Regions from separate parts of the Mus musculus genome. Here region 1 is linked to region 2. Evidence: chromatin loops called from intact Hi-C (ENCODE). Cell type or tissue: heart. All regions are shown on one strand. Each heading gives the region's core, and the rest is flanking DNA. Links, peaks and the distances in the headings are about the cores only.

Region 1 (5,388 bases), core at 215-5,214, 86 kb before region 2:
TAGTCCCTTCTTCCTTCTTTTCTTTAAAACATATCTGACTTCCAAAAACAAACAATCCATTCTTTTTTGTCCAGCTCCCTCTGTAATGTTACCTTAGAATTTAACTTGTTCACTCCTGTCTGGGTTTGTGTAAAAGCTCAATACTTCTAACACAACTGTTTTGGAGTTTCTTACAATTCTCCATTTTGTTCTAATTGTCAAGTTGACTATTAAACTTTTTAAAAATCTTAAACACTCTTCATTTGTGTGCAACATACAAGCTATATGTAACATCTCTTTACCTGGTAGACAAGATATATATATATGCAATTGTAATTCAATTTCAGAATATATACATTTAATTGATACAGGTGAAAGAAGAGCTAGAAATTATTTGAGAAAAAGTTATTTCTTTTGAATAACATCTTTACTACCCAAATCTTTTCTTTGAAATGTTCATTTATTTGTGTCTGTTGGGGTTGGGGGAATGCATGTGGCAGTTAGAGGACAACTCCAGGGAGTTCTCCCCTTCCAGCGTGCGAGTCTCAGGGATGGGATTCAGATCATCAGGTTTGGAGGCAAGCTCCTTTACTCACTGAGCCATTTTGCCTGGCCTTCCCTTTAGTTTCCTGTTTCCATAGTTACACTATAGGACTGAAGAGCAGAAAAACTATTCTAATGAGGCAACGTGGTGTGACGGCAGATGTCTATAACCCCAGCATTGGTGAAGCTGGAGCAGCAGGCTTGCTGTGTGTTTGAGGTCTGCCTAGGCTACATAGTGAATTCCAAGCCATCCTGGGCTACAGACTAAGACCTTCTCCCCTTGCTCCTCCCCGGCAAAAAAAAAAAAAAAAAAAAAACCTGCTCATGGATCTTGAAGCTCAAGAAAAGAGGGTAACTGTGCGCAATGTGCCACAGGATCTATAGGGCTGGGCTGGATCCACAGGGCTGTTGTAGGTCCACAGAGGAATCCACACTCTGCAGGATCCACAGGGCTGCTGTAGGTCCACGAGGACCCAGAGATCTGTAGGATCCATAGGGCTGCTGTACATCCACAGAGGACTCCACGGTCTGCAGGATCCATAGGGCTGCTGTACATCCACAGAGGACTCCACGGTCTGCAGGATCCATAGGGCTGCAGTAGGTCCACAGAGGACTCCACGGTCTGCAGGATCCATAGGGCTGCTGTAGGTCCACAGAGGACTCCATGTTCTGCAGACACAAGGCAAACTAGTTACTAAACAATGCCACCTGACTGAATGCCTAGCAAGTAATAACTGTTATGACTTTTTTTTTAGTTGAAACAAATGCAATATCCTCAAATGTGTCCATTTTGGAAATCTACTGTATTATTGTACATACTTTTATATAATAAAGCTACTCATACAAGCTGGGCATCTTGGTGCAGGCCTTTAATCACAGCACTCAGGAGACAGAAGCAGGTGGACCTCTGTGAGTTCCAGGCCAGCCTGGTCTACATAGCCTGTTCCAGAACAGCCTGGGCTACATAGAGATACCTTGTCTCAAAACACAAAACAACAAACAAAAGGCCCTCATAAAAAGCTGAAGACAAATCATAAGTTCTCCAGTTGCAGTGACAGCTGGCCAGTCATCAACCTTACCATAAAGAACTGTCTTTATTCTCCCAAGGCTGAAGGCTGAGCAGATACTGTCTCTCCTTTACACTAGAGAGCCACCCTGGGCTCCAAACCTCTTTATCAAAGGCCCTACACCACTTCACACCCTCTTTGCCTCCTGGGTTTTAGCCAATCTTTGTTTATTTCAGGCTTCCTTCCTTTGCTGCGTTGTCCCAGACTTCCTTCTGGGTCCCTTGCCAAGCCAGGCCACATCCTTTGAGCAGCCTCTTTCTCACCTGCCTTGCTGTGCTTACAGATTTACATCTCCTGACTGTTTCTACATAATGATCTAGAATTGATTTGGGAAAACAAATTTGCTCTCTGCAAATATTTGCCCAGCCTACGTCTTAGCAGTGTGTAGCTATTCTTGTTTTGGACCATGGTAGTATTCTTAATTCTATTTGCTTAGAGTCTATCATTAGCTATCTGTCCTTCTCATAAAATTTCAATATTCAGATGTATCAGTTTATTGATAACTTATGAAATGAGATATTTCAGAGGTTACTGTGAGTGTTATAATTCATTACCCTTCATAAGGCAACTTTTAATTTATAACTATATTTTGGGAGTTCCTATTCATTCAAGTAAAAGGCTGTCATTAGAAAGTCTAACGGGTAGTTGGGCTGTGATGGCACATGCCATTAATTTCAGCCCGCAGAGGGCACAGGCAAGTAGATCTCTGAGTTTAAGGCCATCCTGGTATGCAGAGCTAATTCCAGGGCAGCCAAGGCTATGCAAAGAAACCCTATTTTAAAAATCCAAGGAAGAAGAGGAGAGGGAGGACGAGGAAGATGACTCATCTCTTACAGTATAAGACTGAAGTACTCATTAAAGAATATGGAAACTCTCCTGAAAACATGCCAGCCACCTGGACTTTACTATCAAGAATATTTTTATTCAACTCTCAAAGGATTGGTTTATCTGTATAAACTCACAGATGCCTATCAGAAGAAAATCTTCATTTGTTGGGATATTCATTTTAAATACCAGGTTCATACTGGAGATGAAATAAACACACTCCTTGACTTCAAGAAACAGTGTAGTGAAGATGTCACCTGGTAAGGAGAGATGTCACCTGGTAAGGAGAGGTAACCTGGTAAGGAAATGTCACTTGGTAAGGAGATATCACCTGGTAAGGAGAGGTGTCACCTGGTAAGGAGAGATGTCACCTGGTAGGGAGATGTCACCTGGTAAGGAGAGATGTCACCTGATAAGGAGAGGTCATCTGGTCATCTGGTAAGAGCTATAAGTGAAGGCTAGCATGGGAGCGGCCAGCTCTGCTTCACACAGTAAAGACAACAGCATGTTACCATGAAGCATTATTGTGAAACATAAATAAGAACAAGGAAGTGAAAGACATCCTTGACCTTGACTCCATCCATGTGTTCACAGAGAATGTGAACATAAAGTGCTGACTGCTGTTTATGTGGACTCAGCTTCCCAGAGGCCAGCCAGCGCCTAGAGATCTGACAAGTGTGTGGTTCTCATTTTCTCTGTGCTTTTGTACACCAGGGCCTGAGTGTGAAGCCCTACAGAAAAAAAGACTGTCAAAGCACCTCCCCCGCAGCCTGCCCTGAGGAAATAACGATAGAGACTGGAGAAAACCAGTGGGGCACCTACCACACAGTGACCTCCTAAGTGTGCACAGAGCCAGCTTATATTTGTTTCGGTTGTATTTTCTAGCAGTTGTGTGTCATATCCATCCTTTTTGGCTTAGCCCAGCAATCCCTAATCTATACCCAAACTCCCAGAGAAAGTGGCCTTTTACATGATTGAATGTGTTTTTGCTTTGATGCCCAGAATCTAGCCATCAGTACTTGTCTTTCTTATCCCTTTTGATCGTCCCAGGCCATCAGCCTGGCCTCGACTGTATCTATCTTGCACACTTTGCACTTTGGCTAATGTTTCTCTTTTCTTCTTGGTGCATGTAACATTTCTTTACTACTTGTATCTTTGTGCGATCTCTATTTTATCCTTTAAAGAGAAATGTTCTTAACTTTCCAGTATATGTTCTCAATATCAAATTAAGGATCCAGGAGGCTTTAGCTGGGCATAGTGATCGGTACTTGGAGATTGAAGCAGTAGGGGATGCCACCAGCTTTTAATCAGTCATGGTTTTACAGTGAGATGAGGTCCAACCTCGGTGCATGCACACTTGAGGCCAGACTGAGACGTCGATTTACCCCATCCTTCTCCCCGCAAAGAATAATAGAAAGAGACCAGTAAACTTATATCTTAAAATATACTGTCTTCCCTAAATATCTCGACAACGTTAGTAGATGGAAATCCTGTGTTATGAACTAGCTATCTGAAGGAAGTGCCTGTAACCTGAGGCATCATGTGTAACTCTAAACAGTAATTTAAAAAACACACACAAAATAATATCAGAGGAAGAAATGTGGTCACCTCAACTGAGCCCCATCGGACTTGAACATTTTCCTGAGCTTTCCATCCTGTAATGGTTAGGGTTAACTGTCCACTTGGTAAGACTAGACTCACTTAGGGGAGAAGCCGTTGGCACATAGTGAGGGATCATCTTGCTTAGATTAGTTGAAATGAGAAGGGCTGCCCACCATGCCCTGGGCTGGGACCCTGAACTGTACAAAACAAGAAAATGAACCGATCGCAAGTATTCACCATCTCTCTGCTTGCAAAGTACAGATGTGACGGAACCAGGAGCCTCAACCTCCGACTGCTAGGACTTGCTGGCCATGATAAGCTGGATCCTGAAACTGTGAGGGAAAAGAAACCCTTTCTCCCTTAAGTTGCTTTTGTCAGAGTCATTTCTCACAGAAACAGGAAAAAGAAACCAAGTTATACACAGCACTCCCAGGAGTCCCAGGGAGCAAAGAAAATGATACTAAATTGCTTTTTAAATTAGATCAAGTGTTCTTTATAAGCACTAGGAACTCTGTCATAAATTTCTGCAGTCAGAGGGCACCAAGTCTCCATGTCTACAAGGGACTACTGTTGGTAATTGAGAACATATGAATTCAGACCCTCTGCTGTATACCTAAATGTGCAGGCAGTAAACATGGGTTTGCGTATGCCACAATGACACCATGCCTCATGCATGCTTTATAGCAGTGTTTATTCTTTGAAACAGTCACATGGTAGTTTGTTGTTTGGGTATACAGGACATTACCTGCATCTGTTTATTGATCTGTTTCTACATCAATCTTTGCTTATTACTGTGTTCATCTTTTCCTGTCAGAAATAGCGCTTTGGTGAACACCCTGTAAACTTATCTTTAAGTATATTTATACTTAAAAGTAAAGATTTCTCTCAGGAAACTTTACATTAGTGGCATTCTTAAGTTAAAAGGAAGAATTTGTTCATTTGTTTGCTGACTTACTGTATTTTTGTGACAGGGTCTTGCCTTCTCTGTAGCCCATGGCTTTGAACTCCAGAGTCTATCTGCCTCAGCCTCCTGAATGTAAAATACTACAGCTGACTTGAGAATAAACATTTTAAAGATCCTCCCTCTAAAGTATGTCTTTTTTTAAACAATTATTTTCTCACTAGTAACAAATGACAGTACCATTTTCTTTATATTCACCCACATAAGGAAGGATAATGATATTTCTTAATTTTTATTAATTGTAACGCCCTACCCAAATACTCTATTGCTGGTTTTGTTTTTGTACTTCCCTAATTACCAGCTTTAATGTCGTTCATGTTTCTTCTTCAGAGAGCTCTATTATTTACCCTCTTCTTATGTATTTCTTTGCCTCAGTTTCCTGAGCTGTATCCTTAGCTTATAATAAACTAA
Region 2 (5,388 bases), core at 334-5,333:
ACTTGGGGCTGACTTGGCTTGCTGTCTTGCATTGTCCACTTGCTGCTCAGGGGCAGCAATGATGTCACTTCAGTGTTCTTGCTTAAAACAGACATGTGTTTTTCTGGAAGTTGCCTGGTGAAAGGGCATGTAATGTTTTACAGGGGCCGACGCTTGTGAGATGCGAGACGTGTGATGTTCGGAAAGAGTATAAGTAGAACCCAACAGACAGTGGAGGACACTCATGCATTGGTTTGCCTTGCAACTCTTTGCTAGTCATTGTTGGGCTCCACTGAGGCTGGTCTTTGCTAACACACTCCTTCTTTCATTAGGTCACCATGCTTTCTTCGCTTTTCTTTTCTTATCATGACTGACGAGAGTAATGCACCAAAGAACTTCTGGTGGTATTCCCGCTGCTTCTTGCCCTTTCCGCAGACTGGTGCAGAATGGTGGAGCCTCACTGTTTCTTCTAGATCGAATCACTGCGACTGATTCGTGTTTGGTGTTCGCCAAGTGGACTGGACTACTGACAACGAAGGTTGGAATCGCCTTAAAGAACTATTTCTAAACATGTCCACAATCCCTATTTCCCTCTTAACCTTTTTTTTCCCTACCTCTTGTGGGTGGTAGGCTAGAAGGGAGGTTGAAGTGTTAAAGAATCCTTACTAAACGTAGGTTTTGAATAATGTAAGCCTACATTCATGTGAGGACCAGAAAGTTCTGCTGTACCTCCTTGATGGTAGAAAACATAGTAAATATATATTAAATCTATATAGTTTCCCAAGTGCAAGATCATGTAGTTTACAAATAGATACACTTCTAAGGTTTCCTTTCCAGCTAGGGACTAAATGTAAAACATGAAAATATAAAGTGCTTAGAAGGTAATGTAGACATGACCTTGGATCAGGCAGTTGTTTCTTAAATTTGAAATGAACAGCACAAACACAAACAGAAAAAAATAGGCAAAAAGATTTCAGCAAAACCTAGTTGTTTTTTCCTAAACAAAACAAAACAAAACAAAACAAAACAAAACAAAAACCCACCCGGAAAATGAGCAGTCAATCTGTGGCATGGGAGAAACTTTGGAAACCACTCTGATAAAGGCTATTATCTAAAATATGTAAAGTGCTCTTATAGCTCAATAATTAAAAAAAAAAGAAAAATATCCTACTGTGGTCAAAGGATCTGAATAGCCATTTGTCTGAAGAAGAAATACAAACAGCCAATATGTACACGAGAGAAATGCAAATAGACTTCTCATGAGATACTTTTTCATATCCTCTAGGATGTCTATAGGTAAAATAATGAGAAATGTTGGTAAACACATGGAGAAATTCAAATCTTGGATTACTAGTGTTTTGTTTTGTTTTATTTTGTTTTGTTTTGTTTTGTTTAGGAAAAAACAACTAGGTTTTGCTGAAATCTTTTTGCCTATTTTTTTCTGTTTGTGTTTGTGCTGTTCATTTCAGAAAACAGTTTGGTACTTCGTCTCAGGGCAACAAAGTCATTACTACTACTTATATGCCAATGAAAACACGGGTCTGAACATGGATGCTTATAGCAGCATTGCCTATAATTACCAAAAAGTAGAAAGAACCCAAATGTTCATCAGTAGATGAATGTATAAGCAAGGAGACATACCACACAATGGAGCATAACTAGCGATTGAAAAGTTGTAAGTACTGATGACATCTTATAGCCTGGGTGAATCTCAAAGATGACTATGGAGTGAAAATAAGCCACCACAAAGAATGAATGGGTGAGTCATTAATGAACCACAGCTCCTATGAATTGTATAGACAGGGGAGTTCAGGGGGAGTGGGCAGAGATGGTTAGTGGCCATGTGTTTCTTTTTAGCCTTAAGAGAACAAGGCAGTTCTTAAGATAGTGTCTTTAAGAAAAATATCCTGAGTAAGGAGAATTGTGAAGGTATGAATGAAGAATGCCCCACCCACACTCCCACACACACTCATGTATTTGATCACTTGCTCTCCAATTTTAGGGAGGTTATGGAACCTTTAGAAGAGTCATTCTTTCTGGAGAAAGTAAATCACTAGGGACAAGCTTTGAGGGCTTATAGCCATACCTCCTGCTTATTCTTTCTGTTTCCTGTATGCAGTTAAAATGTGATCAGCGGCCTCTTGCTCAGCCACTTGCTGCCACGCCATCCTTGTGACTATAGATGCCCTTCTTGAACCATAAGCCCAAACAAACTCTTCCTTCTGTAAGTTGCTTTTGGTCATGGTGTTTACCAACAACAATTAACTTAATTATAAAACTGGGAAGATATTTTATTATTGGATATCATTATGAATTCATCAATTTCTATTCTTTATCTCAGTGTTATACAAGAAGACTCTGTTTCCCAGCTTTCTCAATGTTGAGTTAGCCATGTGTTTGATTCTGTAAATAAGATGGGAGCACAGGTCAGGCTGCATTCTCAAAAGGTGACTGTTGCCATGAATCTCTACTCTCTAGTCACATACAAAGAGTTTGAAAGCACAAATCCTTAGATGGGTGAGTGTGTTCATCATACCAAACCGGTCTATTTTGAATAAGAACTAAGCATTTGCAGTGCTAAGTTATAGGGTAGAAATGGATTAACACATAATGAAACCCAAAAATAAAGTATCATCACAATTTTATGATATCATCATTCTGAGTCTGCTTAGGATTTTTTTTTTTAAATTAAGTGAGCTAAAATATCTGGGCCAACTAGGTGGCTCAGCAGGTAAAGGTACTTGCTGCCAAGATATCTGATAACCTGGGTTTGATCCCTGGAACTCCTATGGTGGAAGGAGAGAACCAAGTCCCTTAAGTTGTTCTGTGACCTCCCTAGGCCATAGCACTTGTGCAGGAGCACACACTCAAATAATAAGTAAATTAAAATTATTTAAATCTTTTAATTTTATAATAGTTTTGATAACAGCTGTATTTTTCTAAAATACCTTGTATATATTTATTAAACATTTTATTTGCACTATAAATCATCCTTAACACCAATGGTAAGTCTATACTTTAGAAATGAATTAATCTAATCCATTTATTTATTTATTTATTTATTGCTTTTGTTTTTGACAACAGGATCGTTTAATAGTACAGGCTATCTTCAACTTGCTATTCTCCTGCTTCAGCCTTTTGAACACCAGGAAAGCAGAACAATAACTTGAGTCCCCTAGAGTCACAGAGGAAGCAGATATCAAAAGCTAGAAGAACTAGAGTCTGGATTTTCTTGCCACTATACCTCGTTTTCAGTTGGCTAAATTTGTGGGGAAAGGATGTGGGCAACAGAAAAACAAACTGAGTCACTGCAACTCAGGGGATTAAAAAGAACACAGGCACAATGTACAAATATGTTGGAGGAAAAAGAAACCAGTAGGAAGTTTTGAAGGCTGCAAGGCAGATGAGGTCTCTTGGAAAACATGACTCCCACACAAATCAGCAGCTTCAGGGGCACGGCTGTCTCGGCCTGTTTTCTGAATTACTCAGCCATACTAATGAGCAGCTCTAGGCCCTTGAGAACGACTGTAAAAATGGAACTCATCCATCTGGAGGGTAGAGTGTGCATATGTTACAGAAATCAATAGTACAGTGGTTCTCGACCTTCCTGATGCTGCGACCCTTTAATAAAGTTCCATCTGCTGTGGAACTTTTTTCTACTTCCAAGCCAATATCATTTTTAAATTTTTTCTTTCATATCATAAAATTATGTTGTTGCTACTTCATAGCTGTACTTTTTCTACTGCTATGAACTATAATAAAGCTATCTGTTATGCAGGATATCTGATATGCAGCCTTAAAGGGGTAACGACCCACTGTAGTAGTAGACTGTTTTTTTTTTTTCATGTCATTAAGAAAATGAGCAAAACCTTGTTCTTGGGCTGGAAGATGGTATGGTGATCATAGCACTTGTGACACAAGCATGAGAATCAGAATTCAGATCCTGTTGATCCTTCTAGGAGGAGGGGAGGAGGGATCATGAGGCTCAGGAGACAAACTAACTTTACATGTAAAACTTGCAAGATTTTGGAGGGCCCTTCTCTAGTGTTATAGAAGCAGTGAGTGACTGATACGGGAGGAGGTCCTGATGGGCAGAGCTGTAGTGAGGAGATTCTCTGACCTGGCCAGCCATCTGCCAGTTGTACAAAGAGTTCCAGGTATGCAACCTTTACAAGCCATCATCCATTTGGGGGGTGGATTTTTTGGTGATGCAGCTGTCTTTGGGTTGTTCCTGCTCCTATATCTTCTCAACCATTCCCTCATCCATAATTCTGTAAGTAATTCCTAGCACTAGTTCAAGAAGTTAGAGTTAGTTCTTTAGCCTGTCATGGGTTTCCTTTCTGGAGTGAATAGAAATGTGTGTATCATTATGTCTTCTCCCGAAAAGTCTTGCATACAGCAGATCCCCAGAACCCACATCCACGTTGGGCGAGCATGGTGATCTGCTTGTCATTCCAGTGTTTGAAAGGCTGAATCAGGGGATCCCTGGAGCATGTTGGCTAGTTTGGCTAGCATCATATAGACAAGCTCTAAGTTCAGTTGAGGCCCTATCTTAACGAGTAAGATGGAAAAGGATAGAAGTCTTATGATGTCAATCTGAGGCTTACATATGCATATGTGTACATGTACACATGCACCTGCACATATATGTGCACCCATGCACATGCAAACATGCATGCATACATTTATATGAGGAAAAAAACTTATTCTGTAATCCAGAATAGAAAAGGGATGAATAACTAAACAACAATAAAAAGATTAAGGAAGTTATGTCTAAATGTAAGAAGAATAATGATTAATGAAACTATATATTATATACATTTATATATATATCATTCTATCTATCTATCTATCTATCTATCTATCTATCTATCTATCTATCTATTTAACTGAAGAGAAGATATGCCTGTATGCCACAGTGTGCATGTGGAGGTCAGAACACAAGTTTCAGGCATGGTTTTTCTTTCTACCATGTGAGGATTGGGGGGAGGTGGGGAATCAAATCAAGGTACTTAGTGTTGTCCACAAGCTCCTATACACACTGATACCTCGTCAGCACTGAACATATCATCTTCGATTCGGGTCCTGTGTTACAAGCTTTTGAATGAATTTAGATTGCCTTTCCACGGCAGCAAGAGAGGGCATGAAGTGAACTTTCCAAGACACCAGGATTTTGAGAATGCTTTACTCTGGCTTATCCTCATAGTCAGCTGTTAGTTCAAGGTTGAAAGCTTTTTCTCTTCAATATTTACAGCATGACCTCAGACAGATTTTCCAGTTTTCCAGATACAAGCTAGGAAGTGTCTCATATGAAAACAATTTCCATTTGAAAAGAAAGAGGAGCAGAAGGAGAAAAGGCAGAAAAGAAAACAAAATCGTTTTCTTCTCCCAACCACCTGGAGTCCATTG

Evidence for each region. Hi-C counts contacts between places; a loop is a spot of excess contacts. Peaks named below come from ENCODE experiments on the same cell type or tissue, not always from the same donor. Only the 100,000 strongest peaks of a DNase experiment are listed, where the experiment ranks them.
Region 1: a loop joins it to region 2, with 4 times the contacts of the local background. A loop is called at or near these places in 2 of 42 quality-filtered maps.

What each region holds. Positions count from the first base shown.
Region 1 is chr2:117,105,877-117,111,264 of GRCm38, reverse strand. No RefSeq gene overlaps it. Among named protein-coding and RNA genes, the nearest start is that of Spred1, 12 kb to the left of the region's middle. In heart, for the core only: no CTCF peak of the experiment used is centred there; DNase peaks (open chromatin) are centred at 1,774 and 3,034; H3K27ac peaks cover 235 bases.
Region 2 is chr2:117,020,006-117,025,393 of GRCm38, reverse strand. No RefSeq gene overlaps it. Among named protein-coding and RNA genes, the nearest start is that of Gm39912, 38 kb to the left of the region's middle. In heart, for the core only: no CTCF peak of the experiment used is centred there; no DNase peak of the experiment used is centred there.